2 separate regions of the Homo sapiens genome follow, and region 1 is linked to region 2. The links are chromatin loops, found by intact Hi-C in ENCODE. Cell type or tissue: heart left ventricle. All regions are shown on one strand. Each heading gives the region's core, and the rest is flanking DNA. Links, peaks and the distances in the headings are about the cores only.

Evidence for each region. Peaks named below come from ENCODE experiments on the same cell type or tissue, not always from the same donor. Only the 100,000 strongest peaks of a DNase experiment are listed, where the experiment ranks them.
Region 1: a loop joins it to region 2, with 2.4 times the contacts of the local background. A loop is called at or near these places in 90 of 110 quality-filtered maps.

Annotation. Positions count from the first base shown.
Region 1 is chr19:55,359,890-55,372,789 of GRCh38, reverse strand. IL11 (interleukin 11) reads left to right here and starts at 2,327. Exons shown (of 5, transcript NM_000641.4): 1 at 2,327-2,486; 2 at 3,849-4,021; 3 at 4,221-4,307; 4 at 4,419-4,580; 5 at 6,613-8,408. The coding sequence starts at 2,480. The coding sequence ends at 6,783. It overlaps GARIN5B (golgi associated RAB2 interactor family member 5B), which reads left to right and starts at 9,530. Exons shown (of 11, transcript NM_001145402.2): 1 at 9,530-9,873; 2 at 10,058-10,212; 3 at 10,287-10,545; 4 at 11,356-11,380; 5 at 11,552-11,616; 6 at 11,687-11,790; 7 at 11,885-11,937; 8 at 12,021-12,097; 9 at 12,811-12,900. The coding sequence starts at 9,724. RefSeq lists a cis regulatory region at 1-631, enhancers at 1-811, 1,547-2,387, 3,231-4,072, 9,119-9,723, 12,545-12,900 and a silencer at 3,385-3,564. In heart left ventricle, for the core only: no CTCF peak of the experiment used is centred there; DNase peaks (open chromatin) are centred at 2,559, 3,449, 4,039, 4,449 and 1 weaker place; H3K4me3 peaks cover 608 bases; H3K27me3 peaks cover 5,815 bases.
Region 2 is chr19:55,293,348-55,309,535 of GRCh38, reverse strand. It overlaps BRSK1 (BR serine/threonine kinase 1), which reads right to left. Exons shown (of 19, transcript NM_032430.2): 5 at 15,403-15,519; 6 at 15,289-15,322; 7 at 15,139-15,207; 8 at 7,878-8,024; 9 at 7,368-7,399; 10 at 6,669-6,839; 11 at 6,128-6,225; 12 at 5,710-5,869; 13 at 5,426-5,486; 14 at 4,616-4,985; 15 at 4,167-4,215; 16 at 3,950-4,073; 17 at 3,086-3,284; 18 at 808-897. It also overlaps a transcript of TMEM150B not described here. Among named protein-coding and RNA genes, the nearest start is that of BRSK1, 17 kb to the right of the region's middle. RefSeq lists a silencer at 6,001-6,295. In heart left ventricle, for the core only: CTCF peaks have their summits at 7,343 and 7,543 (motif pointing left); DNase peaks (open chromatin) are centred at 4,987, 6,780 and 7,595; H3K4me3 peaks cover 417 bases.

The DNA of each region.
Region 1 (12,900 bases), core at 1-8,000, 67 kb before region 2:
AGGGAGAGAGAGCTCTTACCTGAGGCGATGAGGTCATGTCCCACCGTGGGGGGGCTGTGACCTCACCTCCTTGGGGACCTGAGCAGTTGCCCTTCCAGTGGTGCTGGATTGGGAAGGGGAAGCCTCCAACCAGCCCGGCAGTCTCGGAGGCTGACACGAGGGGGTCTGCACAGAGCCTCAGAGCCCCCACCACCTCCGCGCTCTCAGTCCCATCCTGTCCTTCCCTGCCATCTAGGTCTGGGGGCTCTCGGGGACATGGCTTGGTACCTCTGCCCCTCGCTTGCTCTGTGGTGAATCCCGGGTCTCCTCTGCCCCCATGCCTGGGGCTGGCCCACTGTGAGCCTGGGTAGGCGTCGCTGCCTCCCCCCTGGCCTGTGGGTCCCCTCCCCCCTGCACTCCTCTCCTGCCTCCACCTCTGTGCGGTGACGTCCAGGGCTCTGGCCCCGGTGGTTCTGGCCACTGTCTCCGTGTCCCCACTGTCCCGTCTTCACCCCATCTTGCTCCTGCCCCATCTCTCTCGAAGGCGACATCTTTTTCTCTGTGTCCCTGATGTGTTCAGAAAAGTTAACGAGGGGAATAAGGATGGTCAGCACTGACTTTGTGCTTCACGTGAATGAGCTCGCTTTATCCTCATCGTGGCATTTAGGCGGATGAGGGTGCATCATTAACCCCCCTTCACAGATGAGGAAACTGAGGCACAGAGGGGGAGAGTCGCACATGGAGGTCTTGCCTCTATGGAGTGTCTCAGCGCCTCTTGGTCCTCAGTCTCCGTCTCTCCTCCTCCTTCCTGTCTCCACCTGCCTCTTTGAGAAAGGCTTTTCAAAAGGCCAGGCGTGGTGGTTCACACCTGTATTCCCACCACTTTGGGAGGCTGAGGCGGGAGGATGACCTGAGCTCAGGAGTTTGAGACCAGCCTGGGCAACATGGCAAAACCCTATCTCTACTAAAAATACAAAAAATAGCCAGGCATGGTGGCGGGTGCCTGTAATCCCAGCTACTCAGGAGGCTGAGGCATGAGAATCACTTGAACCTGGGAGGCGGAGGTTACAGTGAGCTGAGATCACACCACTGCACCCCAGCCTGGGTGACACAGCGAGACTCTGTCTCAAAAAAACCAAAAACGAGGCCAGGCACGGTAGCTCACACCTGTCATCCCAGCACTTTGGGAGGCCGAGGCAGGCGGATCACGAAGTCAGGAGTTCGAGACCAGCCTGGCCAACATGGTAAGACCCCGTCTCTACTAAAAATACAAAATTAGCCGGGTGTGGTGGCGCACACCTGTAATCCCAGCTACTTGGGAGGCTGAGGCAGGAGAATCGCTTGAACCCGGGAGGTGGAGGTTGCAGTGAGCTGAGATTGTGCCATTGATCGCGCCATTGCACTCCAGCCTGGGTGACAGAGTGAGACTCAGTACCAAAAAACAAACAAACAAAAAACAAACAAAAAATGAGAAAGGCTTTTACTCTCTGCCCCCATTGCTGAGTCCCCAACATCTCAGCGTCTCTGTCTTTCTAATATCTCTGTCTCCCCTTTTCTGTCCCTGGGGCCTCTCCGTCCCTGTCACTCTGCCCCGTGTCTCTGTTTGCCTGGTGCCTTTCTTCAGCTGCGGCATCCTCTGTCTCAGAGTCTTGGTGTCTCTGTTCCTTTCCCCTCGGGGTCTCCCTGGGTCTCCCCAAGTCCCTCCTGCTGTCTTCCTCCCGCTCTCTGATCTCTGACTCCCAGAACCTCTCCCTCTGTCTCCAGGGCTGCCCCTCTGATCCTCTTTGCTTCTCTGGTGTGTCTCTCTGGCTGCCTCCATCTCTGTGGATCTCCATCTCCCTGTCTCTGTCTCAGTCTGTCCTTCACTCTGTGTGTGTGTGTGTCTCTCTCTCTCTCCTTCCCTTCCACTCCCTCTTCCTCCTGCCTCCACCTCTCCAGGCCCCTGTCTTGTCCCTCCGTCCGGCCTTTCTCTGCCTTTCCGTCCTCCTGCCTCCCCATCTCTCTCTGCTAGTCCTGGTCCAGCCGGACCCCCACCCACAGTCGGGCCCCAGCGCTTGAGCCTGAGTGTCTGCTCCGGCCCGTGGAGGTGGAGGGAGGGGACGCCAATGACCTCACCAGCCCCTCTCCGACCACCCCCCCCTTTCCCTTTTCAACTTTTCCAACTTTTCCTTCCGTGCCCTCCTCCGAGCGCGGCGGCGTGAGCCCTGCAAGGCAGCCGCTCCGTCTGAATGGAAAAGGCAGGCAGGGAGGGTGAGTCAGGATGTGTCAGGCCGCCCTCCCCTGCCGCCTGCCCCCCGCCCGCCCGCCCCAGCCCCCTATATAACCCCCCAGGCGTCCACACTCCCTCACTGCCGCGGCCCTGCTGCTCAGGGCACATGCCTCCCCTCCCCAGGCCGCGGCCCAGCTGACCCTCGGGGCTCCCCCGGCAGCGGACAGGGAAGGGTTAAAGGCCCCCGGCTCCCTGCCCCCTGCCCTGGGGAACCCCTGGCCCTGTGGGGACATGAACTGTAAGTTGGTTCATGGGGAGGGTGGAGGGGACAGGGAGGCAGGGAGGAGAGGGACCCACGGCGGGGGTGGGAGCAGACCCCGCTGAGTCGCACAGAGAGGGACCCGGAGACAGGCAGCCGGGGAGGAGAGCAGCTTCGGAGACAGGAGGCGGCGGAGGAGATGGGCAGAGAGAGACACAGACAGGAGCGGATGGAGGCAGCCAATCAGAGGCGCCGCAGGAGGGACGGGCCAGACAGGGCCCCGAGAGGGAGCGAGACGCGGAGACCGAGCAGGGGCAGGGACGCAGGGACTGGTGCCGGGAGGGAGGTGACCCCCATCGACCCAGGCCCCAGGGAGCCCGCGGGGACCGGGAGACTCCCTGGGATTCCGGCAGAGAGGCTCCGGAGGGAAACTGAGGCAGGGTCCGCGGAGAGCGGAGCAAGCCAGGGAGTAGCGACCCCAGCCGGGGGGAGGAGAGAGACTGGGCGCGGGGGGAAAGCGGGGAGAGCCGGGCAGATGCGGCCGACGGAGGCGCGGACAGACCGACGGCTGGCGGGCCCGGGGGGCGGGCTGGGGGTGTGCGAGGCGCGGGCGGCCGGGGAGCGCTGATTGGCTGGCGGGTGGCCGGGTGGGCGGGGCGGCCGGGGTGGGCTGCGGGGAGCGAGCTCCGGACCCCCGCGCCCCCCGCGCCCCCCGCGCCCCCCGCCGCCAGCTCTCCCGCTCCCGCGGCCCGGCCGGGCCCATGGCTCTGCCCCTCTCCGCCCAGGTGCGCTGCGGCCCGGGCTTCTGCCGCCCACCCGGCGGGGCTCCTGGGAGGGCGTCTAAGGGGTCTCCCGTGGGAGAGGTCCGTGTCTCCCGGGCTCCGTCCTGGCTTCTGGCTCCTTCCCCTGCTCCCAGCCAGCTCGGGCTCCCGCGGCCCGGGGAGGGGGCAGGTTCTGGCCTGTGCCTCCCCCACCATGCCCCGCCCCGGGGCCCAGATTCCGGCGTCCGGGGGCGGACGGGAGACGCCCGGCCCGTCTACCCGCCCCGGGCCGCGTCTGCTCCGACGGGCGGGGCAGCCAGAGCCAGGGAGGGAGAGGGAAGCCCGCCTGGCCCTGCGACCTGCCCGCGGGCGTTCCACCCTGGGACTTAAGACCTCCAGCTCCATCCTCCCTAAGGCCGGGAGTCCAGGCCCCAGACCCTCCTCCCCGAGACCCAGGAGTCCAGACCCCAGGCCTTCCTCCCTCAGACCTAGGAGTCCAGGCCCCCAGCCTCTCCTCCCTCAGACCCAGGAGGAGTCCAGACCCCAGTTCCTCCTCCCTCAGACCCGGGAGTCCAGGCCCAGGCCCTCCTCTCTCAGACCCGGAGTCCAGCCTGAGCTCTCTGCCTTATCCTGCCCCCAGGTGTTTGCCGCCTGGTCCTGGTCGTGCTGAGCCTGTGGCCAGATACAGCTGTCGCCCCTGGGCCACCACCTGGCCCCCCTCGAGTTTCCCCAGACCCTCGGGCCGAGCTGGACAGCACCGTGCTCCTGACCCGCTCTCTCCTGGCGGACACGCGGCAGCTGGCTGCACAGCTGGTAGGAGAGACTGGGCTGGGGCCAGCACAGGAGTGAGAGGCAGAGAGGAACGGAGAGGAGTCTGCGGGCAGCCACTTGGAGGGGTTCTGGGCTCTCAGGTGGCAGAGTGAGGGAGGGGAAGAGTTGGGGGCCTGGCGTGGGGGATGGAGGGAGCCCCGAGGCTGGGCAGGGGCCACCTCACAGCTTTTTTCCCTGCCAGAGGGACAAATTCCCAGCTGACGGGGACCACAACCTGGATTCCCTGCCCACCCTGGCCATGAGTGCGGGGGCACTGGGAGCTCTACAGGTAAGGGCAAGGGAGTGGGCTGGGGACAAGGTGGGAGGCAGGCAGTGAAGGGGGCGGGGAGGATGAGGGGCACTGGTCGGGTGTTCTCTGATGTCCCGGCTCTATCCCCAGCTCCCAGGTGTGCTGACAAGGCTGCGAGCGGACCTACTGTCCTACCTGCGGCACGTGCAGTGGCTGCGCCGGGCAGGTGGCTCTTCCCTGAAGACCCTGGAGCCCGAGCTGGGCACCCTGCAGGCCCGACTGGACCGGCTGCTGCGCCGGCTGCAGCTCCTGGTATGTCCTGGCCCCAAGACCTGACACCCCAGACCCCCACCCCTGGCCCCAAAATCCTGTGGCCTGAGTCCTTGAAGCCTGAGACCCCAGACCCGAGTGCAACAGCCCCGCTCTGAGACCCTGACACCCTAACAGCCCGCTCTGAGACCCTGACACCGTAACAGCCCCGCTCTGAGACCCTGACCCTAACAGTCCTGCTCTGAGACCCTGACCCTGCAGTCCCAAGATCCTGTGGCCCTGAGACCCTGAGGCCCTAGACCCCCAAATCCTGCCCAGAAACTTCAAATTCTCACCCAAGACCCTGAGACTCCATCATCCATGACCTCAAAGTCCCCAGATCCCAGCCCCTAAGACCCAAGACCCCATCCTGAAGCCCAAAGCCTTGAGAATTCAAATCCTCACCTCAAGACTTGGAGACCCTGGCCCCATGACATTGAAAACCATGGACCTGGCCAGGCGTGGTGGCTCACGCCTGTAATCCCAGCACTTTGGGAGGCCGAGGCAAGTGGATCACCTGAGGTCGGGAGTTCAAGACCAGCCAGACCAACATGGTGAAACCCTGTCTCTACTAAAAATACAAAATTAGCCAGGCGTGGTGGTGCATGCCTGTAATCCCAGCTACTTGGGAGGCTGAGGCAGGAGAATCGCTTGAACCTGGGAGGCGGAGGTTGCAGTGAGCCGAGATCGCACCATTACACTCCAGCCTGGGCAACAAGAGCAAAACTCCCTCTCTCTCAAAAAAAAAAAAAAAAAAAAAAAGAAGGAAAAGAAAACCATGGACCTCCAGACCCTGAGACCCCAGGCCCCAGCCCTGAGATCCTGACATCTTAAAGATCCCAGGCCCTAAGATACAAGACCTTGACCCAAAGCCAGCCTTGGGACCCTGGCTGTACAAACCCAAGACCTCCAGGACCTAGACCCCGAGCCCTGAGGCCCTATGTCTCACTCCCAACATCGAAAACCCTGACACCTCAGATCCTGAGCCTGCGCCTGTACGACTCCAAGACCCTCACTTCCAAAGCCAGGCCCAAAGCCCTGAGACCAGAAGACTTCAAACCCTGGTTCTTGGGCCTAACTCCAAAGACCCTGGATCTCAAATTCCAACTTCTAGCTCTGAGACTCCAGCCCTCACCCATGAGTTCCTGAACTTGAACCCAGAGACCCCATCTCTAAGACTTCAGCCTTGAGATCCAGGGCCTGACCCTAGACTCGAGCCCACAGACCTCAGATACTGTCTGTAAAACCCCAGCTCTGGTGGGGAGCAGTGGCTCACTCCTGTAATCCCAAGGCAGGGGAGGCCAAGGCAGAAGGACCTCTTGAGGCCATGAGTTTGAGACAGCCTGGGCAGCATAGCAAGACTCTGTTTCTTAATTATTATTATTATTATTATTTTTTGGAGACAGAGTCTCGCGCTCTGTTGCCCAGGCTAGAGTGCAATGGTGCCATTTCGGCTCGCTGGAACCTCCGCCTCCTGGGCTCAAGCGATTCTCCTGCCTCAGCCTCCTGAGTAGCTGGGACTTCAGGTGCACACTGCCACACCCGGATAATTTTTTTGTATTTTAGTAGACACAGGGTTTCACCGTGTTGCCCAGGCTGGTCACAAACTCCTGAGCTCAGGCCATCCGCCCGCCTCGGCCTCCCAAAGCGCTGGGATAACAGGCGTGAGCCCCCGCGCCTGGCTTCTTAATTGTTCTAACAGCAGCCACAACAACAAAAACCCAGCTCTGAGATTCCAGCCCCGGCGACTCTAACAGTCCCAGGCCCGATCCCTCACCTAGAACCGAGATGCCAGCCCTGACTCCACAGACTTCACCCCCAACCCCCACACTCAGCTCTGGAAGCCCGTCCTGACTCCAGCCTCCATTTTCGGAACCCCACAGCCTGAAGAGCTCCCGGCCTAAACACTTCACCCCACGCGCCACAGTCCCCCTGTGAATATGCAGCCCCGATTCAGCTGCAGCTCCACAGCACCCCTGCCCTGCACCCCCGCTGCACCCCCTACCTGTGACTCACCTCTCTCCTCTCCCCACAGATGTCCCGCCTGGCCCTGCCCCAGCCACCCCCGGACCCGCCGGCGCCCCCGCTGGCGCCCCCCTCCTCAGCCTGGGGGGGCATCAGGGCCGCCCACGCCATCCTGGGGGGGCTGCACCTGACACTTGACTGGGCCGTGAGGGGACTGCTGCTGCTGAAGACTCGGCTGTGACCCGGGGCCCAAAGCCACCACCGTCCTTCCAAAGCCAGATCTTATTTATTTATTTATTTCAGTACTGGGGGCGAAACAGCCAGGTGATCCCCCCGCCATTATCTCCCCCTAGTTAGAGACAGTCCTTCCGTGAGGCCTGGGGGGCATCTGTGCCTTATTTATACTTATTTATTTCAGGAGCAGGGGTGGGAGGCAGGTGGACTCCTGGGTCCCCGAGGAGGAGGGGACTGGGGTCCCGGATTCTTGGGTCTCCAAGAAGTCTGTCCACAGACTTCTGCCCTGGCTCTTCCCCATCTAGGCCTGGGCAGGAACATATATTATTTATTTAAGCAATTACTTTTCATGTTGGGGTGGGGACGGAGGGGAAAGGGAAGCCTGGGTTTTTGTACAAAAATGTGAGAAACCTTTGTGAGACAGAGAACAGGGAATTAAATGTGTCATACATATCCACTTGAGGGCGATTTGTCTGAGAGCTGGGGCTGGATGCTTGGGTAACTGGGGCAGGGCAGGTGGAGGGGAGACCTCCATTCAGGTGGAGGTCCCGAGTGGGCGGGGCAGCGACTGGGAGATGGGTCGGTCACCCAGACAGCTCTGTGGAGGCAGGGTCTGAGCCTTGCCTGGGGCCCCGCACTGCATAGGGCCTTTTGTTTGTTTTTTGAGATGGAGTCTCGCTCTGTTGCCTAGGCTGGAGTGCAGTGAGGCAATCTGAGGTCACTGCAACCTCCACCTCCCGGGTTCAAGCAATTCTCCTGCCTCAGCCTCCCGATTAGCTGGGATCACAGGTGTGCACCACCATGCCCAGCTAATTATTTATTTCTTTTGTATTTTTAGTAGAGACAGGGTTTCACCATGTTGGCCAGGCTGGTTTCGAACTCCTGACCTCAGGTGATCCTCCTGCCTCGGCCTCCCAAAGTGCTGGGATTACAGGTGTGAGCCACCACACCTGACCCATAGGTCTTCAATAAATATTTAATGGAAGGTTCCACAAGTCACCCTGTGATCAACAGTACCCGTATGGGACAAAGCTGCAAGGTCAAGATGGTTCATTATGGCTGTGTTCACCATAGCAAACTGGAAACAATCTAGATATCCAACAGTGAGGGTTAAGCAACATGGTGCATCTGTGGATAGAACGCCACCCAGCCGCCCGGAGCAGGGACTGTCATTCAGGGAGGCTAAGGAGAGAGGCTTGCTTGGGATATAGAAAGATATCCTGACATTGGCCAGGCATGGTGGCTCACGCCTGTAATCCTGGCACTTTGGGAGGACGAAGCGAGTGGATCACTGAAGTCCAAGAGTTCGAGACCGGCCTGCGAGACATGGCAAAACCCTGTCTCAAAAAAGAAAGAATGATGTCCTGACATGAAACAGCAGGCTACAAAACCACTGCATGCTGTGATCCCAATTTTGTGTTTTTCTTTCTATATATGGATTAAAACAAAAATCCTAAAGGGAAATACGCCAAAATGTTGACAATGACTGTCTCCAGGTCAAAGGAGAGAGGTGGGATTGTGGGTGACTTTTAATGTGTATGATTGTCTGTATTTTACAGAATTTCTGCCATGACTGTGTATTTTGCATGACACATTTTAAAAATAATAAACACTATTTTTAGAATAACAGAATATCAGCCTCCTCCTCTCCAAAAATAAGCCCTCAGGAGGGGACAAAGTTGACCGCTGATTGAGCCTGTCAGGGCTGTGCACTAAGTGTGGGCTTTTTACTTACACAATCCTCCTGGACTCTTGAATACGCCCTGTTTTACAGGCGAGGGAAACTGAGTCTCAGACAAGGAGTGGGGACTCTGTTGCACAAAGTCACACAGCTAGGGAGAGGTGGAAGTGGGATTCTGCGCCGTGTCTGGCTCTTTCCCAAAGCTCTCTTTGCAAGTCGGTGTTGAGGAATCCTCGCCACATGCACACACATGAGATATGGAGAAACAGGTTCAGTAAGGATTTGGGTCTTACCCAGGGCCTAGAGAAGGGTCAATGGCAGAGTAGGGATGATAATTCAAATGCTTTAGTTACTTTTCCCTTTACAATAACCCAGACAGACTTCCAGGGGCCCCGTGTCGTCACTAGTTTGAGTCTGGGGTTGGAGGTGCCCATCCTGGGCCCGGAGTTTTGATTCACCCATCATAGCCCTCAAGACTCCAGGCTGGCTGGGCGCGGTGGCTCACGCCTGTAATCCCAGCACTTTGGGAGGCTGAGGCGGGTGGATCACTTGAGGTCAGGAGTTCAAGGCCAGCCTGACCAACATGGAGAAACCCTGTCTCTACTAAAAATACAATCCAGCTACTCGGAAGGCTGAGGCAGGAGAATCGCTCGAACCCAGGAGACGGGGGTTGCGGTGAGCCGAGATCACATCACAAACAGCCCTAGGCAGTGCGGGGCCCCAGGCGAGGCTCAGACCCTGCCTCCACAGAGCTGTCTGGGTGATCGTGCCTCCTCCGTGGAGGCAGGGTCTGAGCCTCGCCTGGGGCCCCGCACTGCATAGGGCTGTTTGTTTTTGCGATGGAGTCTCGCTCTGTTGCCTAGGCTGGAGTGCAGTGTGGCAATCTAAGCTCACTGCCTGGGCAACAAGAGTGAAATTCCATCTCAAAAAACAAAAAACAAACAAACAAACAAAAAACTCCAGGCTGTATCCCTGGAGGAGAAGGGAGCCCACAGTCCCCGGAGAGTTCCTGGAAGAGGCCCCTGTGTGTCCGATGAGGTCACAAAGCCCCTCCACCAGAGGCTCCTCCCCCAGACCCCTGCTGTCCACCCTGGCAGGGCCATGGCGGAGGCCCGAGTCTCCCAGCCTGGGGCATCTCCACGCTCTGTAACGCTGAGCTCCAGGCACCCGTGAAGCCCCACGGGTCAAGGCTGGTGGGCCGGGGCTGGGAGGCCTGCACGCCTGGGTTCTGGGTCCCTAAACCAGTACCCATCCACCACAGCCACCATGATCTGGCTTCGAAACAGGAGGTGCCTTGAGCCGCTCCAGGGCACCCCGAAGTGGGTCCCTGTTCTGGGGGAGCTGCAAAAGACCCTCCAGAAGGGCGAGTACCTGCCCCTCCGTCCGCTGCCCATGTTCGAGAGTAACTTTGTTCAGGTCTCCAGTTCCCAGTGCCCCGGGGCTGAGAGGGACAGAGGGGAAGCAAGGCCCCCCGTGCTGGGGGATCTTGAGAGGGAACGGGATTTAGCAGTCACTGTGTGGGGGACGATCAGGAGGGAGGCTCAGGCTGTGGCTGCTGGAGGAAGGAGTGGTCCCAGCCCCCTCTCCCTGGCTGCCCCAGGTGACCCATCAAGGGGGCCCAGTGTTCGTGAATCACAGAACCAACCGGCTGGCCATGGGCGTGGCCGCCTCCCTGCCAGGCCTGGTGTTGCCTGACATCTTGCTGATCGGCCAGCCCGCCGAGGACAGGGACTGCTCCGGCCTCGTGCTGACCAGGTGCCGCATCCCCCAACCCCTCGGCCGCCCCCTCCACCCCTCCTGCTCTAGACGCTCCCCTCTCCCTCTCCCAGGATGATCCCCCTGGACCTCGTCCACCTCTGCGTCCATGACCTCTCTGCCTGGCGCCTGAAGCTGCGCCTGGTCTCGGGCCGCCAGTACTACCTGGCCCTGGACGCCCCTGACAACGAGGTGGGCTTCCTGTTCCACTGCTGGGTCCGCCTCATCAACCTGCTTCAGGAGCCGGCTCCCACCTGGACCCCCAGGACCACGCGCACGGCCCCCCTGGATATGCCGCTGGCCGAAGCGCCTGCCTCCACCTGGCACCTGCAGGTGGGATCCCAGCTCCACAGACCAGGGCATGGCAGGCCCCAGGAACCCTCCGGCCAGATCCAGAGGGGACTGCGACCAAGAGCCCAAAGTCTAGGCCGGGGGCCTGGACCCCTGAGTAGAGGGAGGAGGGGCTGGGGGCCTGGACCCCTGAGTCGAGGGAGGAGATGCTGGGGGCCTGGACTCCTGGGTCTGAGGGAGGAGGAGCTGGGGGCCTGGACCCCTGAGTCGAGGGAAGAAGGGCCTGGGGTCCTGGACTCCTGGGTCTAGGGAGGAGCTAAGGGCCCTGGACTCCTGGGTCTGAGGGAGGAGGGACTGGGGGCCTGGACTCCTGGGTCTGACGGAGGAGCTAAGGGCCCTGGACTCCTGGGTCTGAGGGTGAAGGGCTGGCAGTCTGAACTCTCCTGGGTCTGAGGGAGGAGGGGCTGGGGGACTCCTGGGTCTGAGGGAGGAGGGGCTGTGGGGTCTGGACTCCTGGGTCTGAGGGTGGAGGGCTGGCAGTCTGAACTCCTGGGTCTGAGGGAGGAGGGGCTGGGGACTCCTGGGTCTGAGGGAGGAGGAACTGAGGCCTGGACCCCTGAGTCAAGGGAGGAGAGGCTGGGGCCCTGGACTCCTGGGTCTGAGGGAGGAGGGACTGGGGGCCTGGACTCCTGGGTCTGACGGAGGAGCGGCTGGGGGCCTGGACTCCTGGGTCTGAGGCAGGAGGAGCTGGATCGTCAGGTCCTGGGAGCAGGAGGGGGCCTAGGCCTCTCGCTGGGTAGGTTATGGAGATGTGGAAGCCCGGGCCCCTCCTGCCTCCCTCTATCTCTGCAGGACCAGCCCATCAGCAGACATGCAGGTGAGCAGGCCCTGCTGTTTGTCAGGACCTCTGGGTTCTCCCCGTCGCAGGGACAGAGCTGCACCCTTTGGCTCTTCCCCCTTCCTTGGTGGGGCCCTCCACAAGCTCCTGGGGTAGGTCCTCGTGCCCTCCCCTGGGGTCCCTGACCCAGGATGTCTCCTCTCTTCCCAGTCAGGGTTGCTGAGCGCAACTTTCCGCATAAGACGGTGGCTGCTCAGAGACAGAGGAAGGCCAAGGTGAGCCGGCGGGGTGGTGTGGGCCCAAGGGGCTGCCCCTGTCTAACCGTCCCTTCCTCACCCACTCCAGGCGCTCAAGCGCAGTTTCAAGTCTCAGGCCGTGGGCGACTCTGTGCCCCTCATCTGGTCGCAGCTGGAGCATGCTGACGTCAGGAAGAAACCTGCAGAAAAGAAGTGGGCGTGGGGTCTTGTTGCCGGTGGGTGGGTGGGAGAAGGTGGGAGACCCCAGCCCAGATGCCACCAAAGTCCCACGGTATTGCTCCTGCAGGTCCCACTCAGACCCCCGCCCCGACAGAACTCACACCCAAATCCGCTTGCCTGGTAAGATCAACCCACCCCACCCCTTGCCACAGTGTGTGGCTCTGGTTCCTGCCCCAAAGGGCTCAGACGGCTCCCCCATCCAGAGAAGACCAGCATCACCACCTGGACCATCTTCAGCATCATTTCCAGCACCGCCAACCAGACACAGTCCTCTCCAAAGGCCAGCCTTATACCCGGGGCAGGGCCCAGGCCCCAGAGCTGAGGGAGGAGGGGCTGGAGGCCTGGACTCCTGGGTCTGAGGGAGGAGAGGCTGGGACCTGGACTCCTGGGTCTGAGGGAGGAGGGGTGGGGGGCCTGGACTCCTGGGTCTGAGGGAGGAGGAACTGCGGCCTGGACTTCTGTGTCTGAGGGAGGAGGGGTGGGGGGCCTGGACTCCTAGATCTGAGGGAGGAGGGGCTGGGGGCCTGGACTCCTGAGTCTGAGGGAGGAGGAGCTGGGGCCTGGACTCCTGAGTCTGAGGGAGGAGAGACTGGGGCCTGGACTCCTCAGTCTGAGGGAGGAGGGGCTGGGGGTCTGGACTCCTGGGTCTGAGGGAGGAGGAGCTGGGGCCTGGACTCCTGAGTCTGAGGGAGGAGGAGCTGGGGCCTGGACTCCTGAGTCTGAGGGAGGAGGGGCTGGGGGCCTGGACTCCTGAGTCTGAGGGAGGAGGAGCTGGGGCCTGGACTCCTGAGTCTGAGGGAGGAGGGGCTGGGGGCCTGGACTCCTGGGTCTGAGGGAGGAGGGGCTGGGGGCCTGGACTCCTGAGTCTGAGGGAGGAGGGGCTGGGGCCTGGACTCCTGAGTCTGAGGGAGGAGGGAGCAGGGGTCTGCCCTCCCGGGTCTGGGGTCTCCATGCATCCTGACCATGTATCCTCTCCCCTCTGTCCACCTACAGGCCTGCACATCTGCATCTGATGAAGCCACAGGCCAGGGACATGTGGTTGAGAGCCCTTCACACTGTGTCTCAGCTGACAGCCCTGATGGC
Region 2 (16,188 bases), core at 4,125-12,124:
GCAGCTCTCACCAGGCACCAACGCTGCTGGCAGCTTGATCTTGGACTTCCCAGCCTCCAGAATTGTCAGCAATAAATTTCTGTTATTTGTAAGTTGCCCAGTGTATGGTATTTTCTTATAGTAGCCTGAACGAACTAAGACACCTTTGCAACAAACCCTCTGCTCTCCTGATTGCTAGAGAATTTGAGTCTTTGATGACCAGGACTGGGAGCCCGGGAAGGCCGGATTCCCCAGAGCAAGATCTTGCACATTCCCATGAACTCAGCTTAGAATTCTGGTTGCTAGGGACCATTAGGCCCTAGCCCCAGGGTGAGGTGACTTGTGAGACCTGCAAAGATGGTGACCAATTTGTCCTGGGTTTAGACTCAAAGCCCTGCATCCCAGAAACACCCTTCAGTCCCAAGCAAACCAGGACGGTGGGTCACCGTCCTCCTGGACAGAGGTCCAGAACCTCTGTTGGCAGGATGTTCCCTGACCCCCAACACAGAGCCTGTCATCTTCTTAGGGACTCCTGGGAGCCAGTCCTCAGGTTGCTAAGGAGACCCTCCTCAGGCCCCAGCCTCTCGGGGAACCTGCTCACAACTCTGCAGATAAGACCTCAGCTACGACAATGGTGAAGGAGCCCACCAGCTGGGCGTCCTCTGCAAACCAAACCCCAGAGCACCTGCTCATGCTGGACCTCTGCCCGCCACCCACCGCCCCCGCCACCCACGCCCCCCGCCACCCACGCCCCCCGCCACCCACGCCCCCCGCCACCCACGGCCCCCGCCACCCACGCCCCCCACCACCCACGGCCCCACCACCCACCTGCCAGGGCCTGCACGGAGGGCTGGTCATGAGTGCTCAGGAGCTGTGCCTGGATGGTCTCCACCACTCGCTTGAACCGACGGCTGGGACCTAGAGGCACAGGCGGGCAGAAAAACACTGACTGGGGGTCCAGGACCGGGAAGGCCGTCCCAGCCTGCAGAACCCAGTCCCTCCACCAAGCACACAACACCCCCCCTGCATCTCCGTCTCCCCTGCTCCGCTGGGGCCACATCAATCCACGGTTTGCAAATGGGTCTGTGCTGCTATTTAAGGATCACGGTCAAACTCACATACCTTCAACTTCAAATAACAGGTGTTGGTTTCTATTCAAATAGATACTATTGCTTGCTGTTAGTTTCTAGCGGAGGCCATGAAGGACCAGAAATGTAAGAAAAATAAGTTGGAGCCAGGTACAGGGGCTCATGCCTGTAATCCCAACACTCTGGAATGCCGATGTGGGCAGATCACTTGAGGTTGCTCAGGAGTTCGAGACCAGCCTGGCCAACATGGCGAAACCCTGTCTTTACTAAAAATACAAAAATTAGCTGGGCATGGTGACGCATGCCTGTAATCCCAGCTACTCGGGAGGCTAAGACAAGAGAATCTCTCGAACCCAGGAGGCAGAGGTTGCAGTGAGCCCAGATCACGCCATTGCACTCCAGCCTGGACGACAGAGCAAGACTCTGTCTCAAAAAAAAAAAAAACCAAACAACAACAACAACAAAAAAAAAGAAAAAGAAATCGGAGAAAGTCTTTTCTTTTTCTTTTTTCTTTTGAGACAAGGTCTCATTCTGTCACTCAGGCTGGAGTGCAGTGGCGCGATCACGGCTCACTGCAGCCTCAACCTCCTGGAATCAGGTGATCCTCCCACGTCAGACTCTGGAGTAGCTGGGACTACAGGTGCATGCCACCGTGCTGGGCTTTTTTTTTTTTTTTAAATTGTGTGTGTGTGTGTGTGTGTGTGTGTGTGTGTGTGTGTGTATAAATTTTTTTGTTTGTTTTGTAGAGATGAGGTCCATTATGTTGCTCAGGCTGGTCTCAAACTCCTGGGCTCAAGCAATCCTCCCACCTCGGCTTCCCAAAGTGCTGGGATTACAGGAGTCAGCCATCATGCCTGGCCTCAGAAAAAGTCTTAAAATTGAGAAAGGTCTGCATATTAGCCTTTTTTTTTTTTTTTTTTGAGACAGAGTCTCGCTCTGTCGCTCAGGCTGGAGTGCAGTGGCACAATCTTGGCTCACTGCAACCTCTGCCTCCTGAGTTCAAGCGATTCTCCTGCCTCAGCCTCCTGAGTAGCTGGGATTACAGGAGCCCACCACCACGCGAGGCTTATTTTGGTATTTTTAGTAGAGACAGGTTTCACCATGTTGGCCAGGCTGGTCTTGAACTTCTGACCTGCTCGTCTCAGCCTCCCAAAGTGCTGGGATTACAGGCGTGAGCCACCGCGCCCAGCCTGCATGTTAGTCTTTAAGGGGGACAGAAAAATAAAGAGTCATAATTGGTTTTGGTGACGGAACACCCACAGTTCCACAGCCGTTTGGTTTAGAAATCTTTGGGGCAAGCCCCTCTCCCACCTGTGACATATTAATATTGGTGACAAAGAGATCGGCGATATCCCTCCCTATCCAAATGCTCACTATCAGGATGGAGGGACCAAACAGAAAGCAGAACTGGAAGCAAGGTATTTTAGTGGTTTTCCTTTCTTGTGCCAAGCCTCGACTGGTCATGGCTGCCTGGAGTTCAAGTTCCTGAGGCTGCCACTGAGCTTAGCAGGAATAAGCACTGCCATCAATTGGTAATGTCTGCTCTGGGCAGACTGATATTAGACAGCAGTGTGCTGTGTCTTCACCCTTTGGCTCTACCATCTTAAAGTAATAGGAAGAGCTGGGCTCTCTCCTCTGAAGTTGGGAGGCCTGGGTTGGGCTGCAGCTCTGCGACAGTGTATTGTGTGACTCTGGCCAAGTCCATTGACCTCCCTATGACTCAGTTTTCTCCTCCGTAAAATGGGTGATTACTAACACCTCAGTAGGCTGCTTGGAAGCTTCAAGGAGATAATGCATTCATTATTTACACTGTAAATGCCAGGGAAATGCTGATGAGAGTGGGGAAATAGAGGATGGGCTTGTGGGGCGGTCTGTGTGGGCAGGAGGAGCACAGAGAGTCGGCACCAGCTGAACACCATTTCCTCCTCCTGCTGCTGCACTCCTGGGCCCCTACACTGTCTCAGCTGTCGTGAACAGTCCCAGCACTGGGCTGCAGGCAGCCTAGCCAAGAGACTCACCCGAGATGAGAGTGAAGGTGACGGAGTAGATGCCACCACCTCCGCTGCCGTCCCGTCGCGGGGAGGGCTCTGGACCCTCAGAGGAGCTGATGTCCACCTGGAAGCGGACGGGCTTTTGGAAGACGGAGGGGCCGCCACTGGCCTTGTACTCGGCCCTGAAGCTGGTCTGTGACAGCACACTGTGACTCAGGCTGGGGATCTGAGCGAGGTAGGAACACAGGAAGGGGTGAGCCCAGGAAATGGATACCCAGCCCCACGACCAGCTCTGGCCAAGGAACTACGAGTCCCATGAGCCACTGGAGGGAAAGAAGGACAGGAAATGCATTGGGAGGCCCCACTGCCTGCAAGGACTTGTAGCTTTCTCTATCCTATCAGCGAGTAAGGGAGGAATGGTTGGACATCCCCCTAACATCATGAGGACTCTGATAGCTAGGTGACAGCCTCAGACTCCAAGACCACATGAAACACTGCTTGCTCCCTTTACAAATGCTTCCCATAGCCATATCTGTCACAGAAACTCTAAGTCCCATCCACCCGTAGGCATAAAACCACAGACCAGCAATGGGGCAGCCTTAACATTGCCTGGGAAGTTTCTTCGGCTAGTTTCAAACCTCGCAGTAGGGGAATGGGAACTCACCAATCCTTGAGGACATTGCAATTCAGGATCCTATTTCCCCAATTCCAGGCCTCTGGCCACGATAAATCTTTCCTGCCTACCGACTTCTAACCAACTCTGGCCATAAAACTACAAATCCCATGAGCCCCAGGAGGAAGCCAGGCCTATGCTAAGGTGGTTAGCCCCAGGGGCTGCTGGGACTTGTAGTTCTGCGGGGGCCAGGCTCGATGGGGACCCAGGCCCCTCACCGACAGAAAGGCATGGACGATGTCTGCTTTGATGCTGCTGAGAGGTTTGTCCTTTAGCACGAGGAATATTTGTTCTTCTTTGTCCAAGGAGATGAAGTTCCCGAACCAGGAGCGTTTTGCCAGCCTGAGTGGGAGGGGGTGGTTGGAGGAGGGTTAGGAAGGCGCCGAGGGCATGAATCCCCTGCATCCCCACTCTTTCCTTCCCTGTGAGACTCACTCCGGGGAGGACTCTGGCGTCAAGCTGGACATCTCCTCAGCGGTAGGGACTGGTAGGGGGAAGGCAGAGAACGTGGTCAACACCTGTGCATCATCCCAGTTGCCAGCACACAGGCCTGCACTCGCCCCCTCCCAGGGTTCCAGAGCCTTGGGTTGCAGCCTCGGCCAAGCCATCCCTCCTGGGCGGGGCTCACAAACCACGGGCCAATGGGAGGTAATCCAGAGCCCCAAAGGCGCGTGCCCTTCAATCGGGGTCCTCCTCCAGAGCTAGAGGCCCCACCTCTCTCCCCAACAGGTGCACCTCTGCTTCAAACCCCCTCTTCTCTAGAACGTGGGAATCCAGGCCCCCAGTCCCTTCCTCTCTAGACACGCCAGACGGACATCCCTGGAACCAGATTTTTAGCCCCAACCTCTCCCCACATTAGGACTCGGCAGTTCATGCCCCCATACCCTGCATCTTGCGCCGGTGAAAGCGAGGGGAGCCCAGGAAGCTGTTGCGGATGGAGTTGAGACGACTCCTCCAGGCGGCTCCCCCGACGCCACCGCCGGGGCTGGGGGGTGGTGTTGTCCCCGGGGTCCCGGTGGGACTGGCCCGGGGCGTGTGCAGAGGCGAGTGCAAGGGGGTCCCGCCAGAGGAGCGCGGGGAGCCTGGGGGGCCGGGCAGGGGTGTGGAGCGGGCACTGGGGGGCGGGGGCTGCTCCCCGGCGCCCCCACCCCTGGGGCCCCGAGAAGGCAGCGTCTGCGTTTTGGAAGTCGGGGAGCCCCCGCCTCGAGCCTCATCTCCAGCCCCCGGCTCCGGTGAAAAGGAAAAGACCGGACTCTGCAGAGGACAGGAGACTGAGATAAGCGAGTGGACTACAACTCCCAGGAGGCTCTAGGAGCCCCACTCACACGCACACTCACGGACGCTGGCCCGGTGCATGCTGCAACTTGTAGTCCAAGTATCCTCCTTCCCAGGCCCCAGAGCAAGGATAGCAAAGACTTTCTATCATGCTGTGGGCTGAAAACCCAGCCGGTGCAGATACTAGTACACAGCAGGCACTCAACTAACTTTTGTAAAATCTCTTCAGGCATGCAATCCTAAGGAGGTAGAAATGGCCAATGGACCAAAATACTTTGGAGGCCTTGGGTCTTTGGCCCTCCAGGGACAAAGAAGCAAGTCTCAAGACTGCACAGGAATTGTAGTTTCTGCTACTCAATCTTTGCTCCATGTCTCCACCCCTTTCTCCTTCTTAAATCCCACTGGGGACCTGGCCTTACCCTTGGGCTGCTTAGAGGGCTGGAGGACAGACCCGTGGAGGCTCCACTGACGCTACGGGATCTGTTTCCAGGATAGATTTAAAAAAAAAAAATCAGATGGGAGGGTTTCAAAAACCACAGATGTTCCCTCACTTCTACAGTCCTTCCAGGTGAGGAAATGAGGCCCAGAGAGGGGAGGTGAATTGTCCCAAGGACACAGCACATTTGAGGTAGAGCTGGGGTTAGAATCTTGAACTCCTAGACCCAGGGATTGTGGATCCTCCTGGAGGGACAGGGGCTCCCACCTCTGGCTGTGCTGGGCCATCTCCAAGGCCCGTCGGGTGGGTACAGGGGAGCCACCACCCCCGGCATCGGTGATGCTCAGGACTTCCATGGACTTCCGCTCTGGTCGCCGCTTCCCGTGACGGCTCAGCATGGGAGAATCCACACGCTTCCGGGGGGGGTCTGAGGGACAACAGTTTCAACCCAATCAAGAGATGGTTTCACCCAGCTGTGTACAACTGCCTCAGAAACTGCACACATGGGGAAACAGGCCTAGAGTGGAGAGGGGATTTGATAAATGTCAAAGAGCAAGTCAAGCAGTCTAAAGCTGGAAGCTCAGAGCCTGCAGCCCCTTCTTTCCTTGGGAATCTGGGGTCCCCGTGGCCAGCCTCTTCCAATCTCGAGACCCAGGTGTCTGGTCCCCTAGCCCTGCCTTCTCACCAACATCATTCCGGGGAGGCAGGTCCTGGTCCTCACAGCTGGGATACCGCTCCTTCCGATCCAAAAGCAGATAATATATCATCTTTTCTTGGTTCTCCCTAAGGCAGGGGGTGGGAAAGGTGGAAAGAGGTAGCAGAGGGCTGAGGTCCAACATCAATGCTCAGAGGAGGTCTCCTCCGCTCCCTGTATTTCTGCCCATGGTTCCATTTTTTCTAGGTATCAGTATGGTCAGTTTCTCTGGTTTAGGGTACATCTCAGCTGTGTTTCACTCAATTATAATAACACTGTAACACCTAACATCCAGGCAAGAACTATTTGTAAGTACTATGTATATGTAAGTACTATGTCGCAGCATCTATTAATACTTTCTCAGCGTGTTTCTGGGCCGTTTTCTCCGCTGGTTCCATCACTCCCAGGCGGGAGCTTCAAACCATGCCCCATGAGAGGCCAGGGTTCCTCGCCCAGCACTCTGCATGTGCGCAGGGAGCTGCTGCAGCTCGCCCCACGTGGGTACACGGGTGCAGGGGTCTTGGGGTCTTACTCCTCACTGCGCAGCTCGCGATGCAGCCTCTCGCGGTCCCTGAAGCAGCCCAGTGATGCCATGCTCTCTAGGACGTCGGGGTCCAGCTCTCCGTTGGATGGCAGGCTCCGCATGGCTACCCGGCGGCCAGGGGCTGGCTCCAGGCACGGGTCTGGCTCGTGTTTCCCGCCTCTGGGGAAGTGGAGAAACATTATTGGGAACCGGGCTTCTGAGATTCAGCATTCTTCATTCTAGACTCAATGATCCCGGACCCCGAAATCCGAGTCTAGGCCCCGGCCCCTTCTCTCTCATACCCAGGAATCCAGACGCCCCAGACCTCGCCCCCCATCTCAGACCCAGGAGTCCAGACCTCCAGCCCCTTTTCCCTCCGACCGAGGGGTCCAGGCCCCCGGCCCCTCCTTCTTCAGACCCAGAAGTCCAGGCCCCCAGCCCCTCCTCCCTCGGATCCAGGAGTCCAGGCCCCCAGTCCCTTTTTCCCTCAAACCTGGGAGTCCTGGACTCCTAGCTTAGCCCCTCCTGCCTCTGACCCCTAGACTCCTTCTCTAGCTGTGTCCTCTTCCCCCAGGACCCATAAGTCCGAGTCCCTAGCCCGTTGCCTCTCAGGAACCCTGGCATCCCACCCCTCCCAGCCGCTTCTACTGCTTTGGCCCCTCCCCTATTTCCGCCAGGGACCCAAGAGTCCAGTTACCCCATACTCACAGGTACCAAGGATGTTTCTGAATTTGCTCCAGCTGTGAGGGTGGTGAGTCGTAGAGAAGCAGAAGTGAGGTCGTAGGCACATGTAGGCGCGCAATGAAAGACTGGGGTGGTTTTGGGGTCCCTGATCATCTCCCCGCCCACCCCACCGGGGGCAGGATGACATATTACATCGCCCTCTAGTGGCGACTGAGTGCATCGCCCCGCGCACGCGCGGTCTCCGTGTACCCCGGACCGGCCGCATTACTTTGCCGCATGCGCAGTGGCATCCTGTTCGCCTCCTTACTCCTGCGCCCTCCCGCTGCCTGGAGCTCCCCGCCCCAATCTTGCGTAGCCCCCTCCCCAGTTTGGAGCGGCAGCTGTGCTGGACCTTGGGCTGCGGCTCAGCTGGCGATCCCAGTCACCCTGGGGACTGACGAGCAGGTTCTGGAAACCCATCCCCATGACTTTTCTAGGGGGTTCTGTCTTCATCGGCCACTGTTCCCCCCTCCGCCGGTCCCCCCCTCAACTCACACTGAGCCTTTTTTCGGGCTCCACTTCGATCATTCCCCTCAGGAGGCTCTGGCAATCTGGAGGAATGAAGTGGGGCATGTGGAAGACGCCCCGTTTCACCTTCTCCAGCAGCTGGCGGAGGTTGTCGTCATCAAAGGGCAGAGCCCCCTGGGCAAGAGATAACCAGGACCCCTCATTAGCACATTTCACCCTCACCACAAGCACTGGAGGTGGGGAACTACGGTGATCTCCACCTTAAGGGGTTGGAAACTGAGGCACAGAGAGGCTCAGCAATTTGCCAAAGGCCCCTAGCTCGTCCGTGGCACAGCAGGCACTTGGCAAGGAGCAGCTTGGAGCCCCGCTTACGAAGCTAGAATTGCAGCGTGGAGGCTGTTCCTTTTAGACAGCTTTCCCCCCACAGCAGTTTCGAAACGGTTGTCTCTCATTCACTCATTCAACAAAAGGTGAGCATCCGTTACAGGTCAGGGATCCAGCAGTGAACAAAACAGGCCTCTGCCCTTGCACAGCTCCAAACAAATAGCTATACAATGACGAGCGACTGAGTGAGGCTTCTCCCAGGAGGTGCAATGGGAGCAGAGACCTGAATGAGGCTGAGCCCTAAATCAATGACTGGTGTCCTTATAAGAGGAGACGAGGACGCAGGCACAGAGAACAGTCATGTGATGACGGAGGCAGAGATGGGAGTGATACAGCTGCAACTGAAGGAACGCCAAGGACACCAGAAGCTAGGAGAGGCAAGGAAGGATCCTTCCCTAGAGCCTCCAGAGGAAGCAGGGCCCTGCTGACACCTTTTCTTTTCTTTCTTTCTTTCTTTTTTGAGATGGAGTTTCGCTCTTGTCGCCCAGGCTGATGTGCAATGAGGTGTTCTTGGCTGACTGCAACCTCTGCCTCTCCCAGGTTCAAGCGATCCTCCTGCCTCAACCTCCCGAGTAGCTGGGATTACAGGCATATGCCACTATGCCCGGCTAATTTTTTTATTTTTAATAGAGACGGGGTTTCACCATGTTGGCCAGGCTGGTCTCAAATGCCCAACCTCAAGTGATCCACCTGCCTCAGCCTCCCAAAGTGCTGGGATTACAGGCGTGAGCCACCACACCCAGCCTAATTTTTGTATTTTTAGCAGAGATGGGGTTTCACCACGTTGGCCAGGCTGGTCTTGAAGTCCTGACCTCAGGTGATCTGCCCGCCTCAGCCTCCCAAAGTGCTGGGATTACAGGTGTGAGCCACCGCACCTGGTCCCCTGCCTTGCTTTGAATCCTTGCTCTGGGGCTTATACCTGCATGACCTCAGGCAAGTCACTGCTCTGAAAATGGCAATGGGTCGTCACAGCACCCACCTCACGGACTGCATCAGAATGAACTGACCTAGTACATGACAGTGCTGGGCCCACAGTCAGGACTGTTACAGGCTGGCTGCTGTGACGCACTGACCATAGACCCCACCACATCCTGCATTCTGACGTAGCCACCAGCCATGAAGCAGGGGACAAAATCACATCCCTGCCCTCCTGGAGTTGGCCTGGGACGCTGCCTGACACACACTCGACACTCAAGTCATCAGCAAAGGTGGTGGAATGAGCAGAGAAGTTGCATTCCAGAGGGGACAGGAAACAAACAAGCGAACGTATCATACGGGACGGGAGGGAATGCTTCCAATCACCAGGGCAAGGGTTGGAGGGGAGCCAAGGTGACCCCCCATGGACAAAGACTCATGGGAGGTGATGGTGTGAGCCTTTGAGGGCTTTTCCGGGTGTTGCAAGCTCCCAGTTGCCCCTGGTATCTGAGGCCTGTGGACGGAGAATGGGGAGATACAGAGAAGGCACCTCTGAATGCCGATCTTAGGGTGCGGAAGCCTGGGTTTGACTTCTGGTTGCCTGATGCTCAAGCACAGAGCCTCAGTTTCCTCTCCTCTGTGAAACGGACATAATGATCCTGCCAGGAAGGGTACGGTCTGGATTAAATATTATAACAACAGGCTGGGCATGGTGGCTGACACCTGTAATCCTAGCACTTTGGGAGGCCAAGGGGCGAGGATCACTTGAGTTCAGTAGTTTGACACCAGCCTGGCCAACGTGGTGAAACCCCATCTCTACTAAAAATACAAAATTTAGCCGGGCAAAGTGGCGGGCGCCTGTAATCCCAGCTACTCGGGTGGCTGAGGCAGGAGAATTACTTGAACCCAGGAGGCGGAGGCTGCAGTGAGCCGAGATCACACCACTGCACTCCATCCTAGGTGACAGAGAAAGTCTCCATCTCAAAAAAAACAAAAAACAAAACAAAAAAAAAAACCAAAACAAATTATAACAACAATACAGTTGATTCTTGTTATTCTTGAGAGTTCTGTTCTATAAAGTCACTGCAAACTCTCAACTAGTGAACGAGTCACGGCTACTGGAGGAACTATAGTTAGTAAGCTTCCTTTGACCCTCTCGTCACATTTTTGTCAACCAGTCATTACATGACCTTGTTTGTATGTGTTTCTGTTTAAAGACACTTTTCTTTTTTTATTGAGACGGAGTCTAGCACTGTAGCCCGGAGTGCAGTGGCATGACCTCGGCTCACTGCAGCCTCCGCCTCCCGGGTTCAAGCGATTCTCCTGCCTCAGCCTCCTGATTGGCCAGGCTGGTCTCGAACTCCTGACTTCGTGATCTGCCCGCCTCAGCCTCCTAAAGTGCTGGGATTACAGGCGTGAGCCACCGCACCCAGCTTAAAGACACCTTTCATATGTACTGTGTCATTGACGCGGAACTCATGGCCAGCAGCACTACAAGTCATTCCTGAACAAAGCATGCCCATCAGAGGGGCTTTCTCCAGAAGGGACATCACAGCCTCCCGCGCTTAGGAACACCAGACGGCACTTCAGAAGCACTTGGCTTCATGGCCATTTTAAACAACGAAATTGCCACCAACAACACAAAAATGTGAAAAACGTGACACGAAATAGGTGGTGAAAGGGGGATTGTTTACAGGATGAGAGCTGAAACAGGGTCACTTTGTTTGACCTCAGCCGGAAACCTGCACCTTGGGTGGGCGGCTCAGGTTTCCCCTGCTCTGGGCATGTCTGCCAATGACTGTGAAAGCACCTCCAGGACTATTTTGGGTTACAGATACATTTTGACAGGTAGGCAAATTTGCAAATATGGAATCTGCAAATGATGAGGAACTATTGGAACAAGAATAAACTACTAGGCCAGGTGCGGTGGCTCATGCCTGTAATCCCAGCACTTTGGAAGGCTGAGGTGGGCAGATCACTTGAGGTCAGGAGTTCAAGACCAGCCTGGCCAACATGGTGAAACCCCATCTCTACTAAAAATACAAAAATTAGCCAGAAATAACTTGAACCCAGGAGGTGGAGGTTGCCGCGAAGAAGATCAAGCCATTGCACTCCAGCCTGGGCTACAGAGCAAGACTAAGACTTCATCTCAAAAAAAAAAAAAAAAAAAAAAAAAAGAAGAAACAAAAAAAAAAGAATAAACTACTAATAATAATCATCAAGCATTGTGCCAGGGGCTTCACGTGCAGCATTTATTTAAACCCTCACAGTGGGCTGGGGGAAGTGGCTCACGCCTGTAATCCCAGCACTCTGGGAAGCTGAGGCGGGTGGATCACCTGAGGTCAGGAGTTCGAGACCAGCCTGGCCAACATGGAGAAACCCCATCTCTACTAAAAATACAAAAAAATTAGCCAGGCATGGTAGCAGGTGCCTGTAGTCCCAGCTACTTGGGAGGCTGAGGCAGGAGAATCTTGAACCTGGGAGGTGGAGGTTTCAGTGAGCCAAGATCGCACCATTGCACTCCAGCCTGGGCGACAAGAGCGAAACTCCGTCTCAAAATGAAAAAATAAATAGATAAAATAAAAATGAAAACAAAACCCTTACAATGATAGGTATGATGTGTATTTCCACGGTGCAGATGAGGACACTGAGGTAGGGTGACTGGCTCGCTCAGGGAGAGGGAGCAGGGATTGGAACTCGGCTGGATGGGCTCCAGAACCAGGCTTTTAGCCACCAAGTGAAGAAGGGCTGAGTTCTGAACATTCTTAGCTCGTCTCCAGAGCACCTCGGCTGCTCTCCCCATGGAGTGGTGAGCCCCAGGAAGCCAGCTTGGAGCTGGCCTCATTGCCCTTAGTATCCGTTATGTAGCCTGGTGGTTAAGAGACCAAGGACTGACCCCAGGCCTGCGGCTTATCAGCTGCGTGCCCGTGGGCCAGTCACTTCCCCTCCCTGGGACTGCTGAGGGAATTGTGTGAAATAACATGATCAGAACAGTGCCTGACATTAAAAAAACTGCTTATGGCTGGGCGTGGTGGCTCACACCTGTAATCCCAGCACTCCAGGAGGAAGAGGCGGGCGGAGGTCAAGTTCGAGACCAGCCTGGACAAAATGGTGAAACCCCATGTCTACTAAAAATACAAAAATTAGCCAGGCGTGGTGGCACATGCCTGTAGTCCCTGCTACTTGGGAGGCTGAGGCAGGAGAATCGCTTGAATCCAGGAGGTGGAGGTTGCAGTGAGCCGAGATGGCGCCACTACACTCCATCATGTGTGACAGAGCAAGAATCCGTCTCAAAAACAAACACACACAAACAAAAAAACTTATGTATTCTTTTTCTTTTCTACTTATTACTTATTTATTTATTTATTTTTGAGACGAGGTGTCACTCTGTCATCCAGGCTGGAGTTCGGTGGCATGATCATGGCTCACTACAGCCTTGACCTCCAGGGCTCAAGCAATCTTCCCACCTCAGCCTCCTGAGTAACTGGGACTACAGGCAGGTGCCACCATGCCTGGCTAATTTTTTTTTCATTTTTTTTGAGACGGAGTCTCGCTCTGTCGCCCAGGCTGGAGTGCAGTGGCATGATCTCGGCTCACTGCAAGCTCCGCCTCCCGGGTTCACACCATTCTCCTGCCTCAGCCTCCCGAGTAGCTGGGACTACAGGCGCCCGCCACCACTCCCGGCTAATTTTTTTTGTATTTTTAGTAGAGACGGGGTTTCACCACGTTAGCCAGGACGGTCTCGATTTCCTGACCTCGTGATCCGCCCACCTCGGCCTCCCAAAGTGCTGTGATTACAGGCGTGAGCCACCGCGCCCGGCAATGCCTGGCTACTTTCTTAACTTTCTTTTGAGATGGGGTCTTGCTTGCTATGTTGCCCAGGCTGGTCTTGAACTCCTGGGCTCAAGCAATCCTCCCACCTTGGCCTCCCAAAGTGCTGGGATTACTGGCGTGAGTCATTGCGCCCGGACAACTGCTGATTTATTCTCACTACAGGTGTTCACTGGGGACTTACATGTGTCAACTTTAGGTTTGCAAAGGCAAGCCAGCAAAATGAAATAAAACACACAAAGACAGATGCCCCAGACATCGGCCCTGACCTCAGGGAGTTGATGATACAGAAGGGAAGGGAGATGCCACTCAACGAATTAGGCAACAAAATGCACAGCGACAACTCTGATCGTTGCCAGGAAGAAGGGAGCCTACCACAGGGGGGTCTGACCTTACAGGAGTGGGGAGGAGGAGTGGGGGCAGGGGAAGCTTCCTGGAAATGTGACAACTGAGCAGAGAGCTTGAAGAAGTCTAGATATGAACTAGGTGAGCAACAAGGCTAATAGGTAGCAGAGTGTCCCAGGCAGAAAGGCCCTGTGGTAGGAGCAGGGCTGATAGCCTACGATCTGGCTATATATATATATTTTTAGATAGGGTCTCACTCTGTCGCCCAGGCTGGAGTGCAGTGACGCGATCTCAACTCATTGCAAACTCAACCTCCTGGGTTCAAGCGATTCTCCTGCCTCAGCCTCCTGAGTAGCTGGGACTACAGGCATGCGCCACCAAGCCCGGCTAGTTTTTGTATTTCTAGTAGAGATGGGGTTTCACCATGTTGGCCAGGCTGGTCTCAAACTTCTGGCCCCAGGTGATCTGCCTCCGCTCGGCCTCCTGAAGTGCTGGGATTACAGGTGTGAGCCTCCGTGCCCGGCCTGGTTATACTTGTTATTACAGTATCACAATGCCCTAGAATCAGCTGGTAAACAGTCATTGTATCAAGCCCTCCAGGTGCTCCTGGATGACTTGTTCCTTTCTGGGGTTCTTCCTGGAGACTATCCCATAGTTCTTTTATCTTTTTAACCCACAGTTCTGTGAATGAAAAGGTTAGCTCCCCACAGAGTGGGGGAACTCCAGGATCTTGGTCTGTTGGTTAATGTAGTATCTTTCCCATTACCAGTGAAATATTCGAGAGATGGGCTGGGTTCGGTGGCCTCACGCATGTAATCCCAACACTTTGGGAGACTGAGGTGGGCAGATCACTTGAGCCCAGGAGTTTGAGACCGACCAGGGAAACAAGGCGAAACCCTGTCTCTGTGAAAAATACAAAAATTAGCTGGGCGTGTTGGCAAGAGCCTATAATCCCAGCTGCTCGGGAGGCTGAGGCGGGAGGACTGCTTGAGCCTGGGAGATTGAGACTGCAGTGAGCCGTGATGGCGCCACTGCACTCCAGCCTGGGCGACAGAGAGAGATCCTCTCTCAAAAAATAAAAATAAAAATAAAAATAAAATAAATTCAGCTGCCGGGCACGATGGCTCATACTTGTAATCCCAGCATTCTGGGAGGCCGAGGAGGGTGGATCACTTGAGGCCAGGAGTTCGAAACCAACCTGGCCAACATGGTGAAACCCCGTCTCTACTAAAGATACAAAAATTAGCCAAGCATGGTGGCAGGTACCTGTAGTCCCAGCTAATCGGGAAGCTGAGGCAGGAGAATAGCTTGAACCCGGGCGGCGTAGGTTGCAGTGAGCCAAGACTGCACCACTGCACTCCAGCCTGGGCAACAGAGCAAGACTCTGTCTCAAAATACATAAATAAATAGGCCGGGTTCAGTGGCTCACACCTGGAATCCCAGCACTTTGGGAGGCAGAGGCAGGTGGATCACCTGAGGTCAGGAGTTGGAGACCAGCCTGGCCAATATGGCGAAACCCTGTCTCTACTAAAAATTCAAAAATTATCTGGAAGTGGTGGTGGGCGCCTGCAATCCCAGCTACTTGGGAGGCTGAGGCAGGAGAATTGCTTGAAGCTGGGAGGCAGAGGTTGCAGTGAGCTGAGATCACACCACTGCACTCCAGCCTAGGCGACGGGGCAAGACTCTGTCTCAAAATAAATAAATAAAATTCATAAATAAATTCAGGAGATGACCTGAGGATGGAAGGTACTGTCCTATGCTCCCACCAGGTGGGATTGATCTAGAAATGACAGGAGAGGTGAGGGCGCCTTACCACGAGCAGGGCGAAGAGGATGACTCCACAGCTCCACATGTCTGCCCGGCGGCCATCATATTTTTCCCCCTGGAAGGGAAGGCCAGTTGTGACTTCATCGCTCCTCACTGCTGCCTCCACCCCTCTCCCCTCTATCCGCCCCTCACTCACCTTAATCACCTCTGGACACGCATAATGGGGGGACCTGAGGGAGAGAGCTGATGTGAGCCTCCAGCCAGCTTCTAAACCCCTGCCCAGGGTCTCGGGAGCCCAGTCCCCACTCACCCGCAGCTGGTCTCCAGGAGGCTGTCCCCCACCTGCAGGGACGCCATGCCGAAGTCTGCAATGCGGATGTTGTTTTTCTCATCCAAAAGCAGGTTCTCGGGCTTTAGGTCTCTGTGGCTGAGACAGCCAGGTGGGACTCAGGCCTCTTCCTTCCTCCCAGGAGGCCCAGGCCCCACTGACTGGCTCTCACAGTGGAACACTTCTGCATACTTTTTGGATTTTTAGGGGATGAGAGACCATTTATTATCATTCATTAATTTTGGTCTTTTTAAAAATTTTTAATTTTTTATCATATGTATGTATGTATTTATTATTATTATTTTTGAGATGGAATCTCGCTCTGTCTCCCAGGCTGGAGTGCAGTGGCATGATCTCGGCTCACTGCAACCTCTGTCTCCTGGGTCCAAGTGATTCTCCTGCCTCAGCCTCCTGAGTAGCTGGGACTACAGGCCGCACCACCATGCCCAGCTAATTTTTGTATTTTTAGTAGAGACGGGGTTTCATTATGCTGGCCAGGCTGGTCTTGAGCTCCTGACCTCATGATCCGCCCGCCTTGGCCTCTCAAAGTGCTGGGATTACAGGTGTGAACCACAGCACCCAGCCTTATTTATTTATTTATTTATTTATTTATTGAGATGGAGTCTCATTCTATCACCCAGGCTGGAGTGCAGTGGCATGATCTCGGCTCACTGCAACCTCCGCATCCTGAGTTCAAGTGATTCTCCTGTTTCAGCCTCCTGAGTAGCTGGGATTGCAGGCATGTGCCACCACACCCAGCTAATTTTT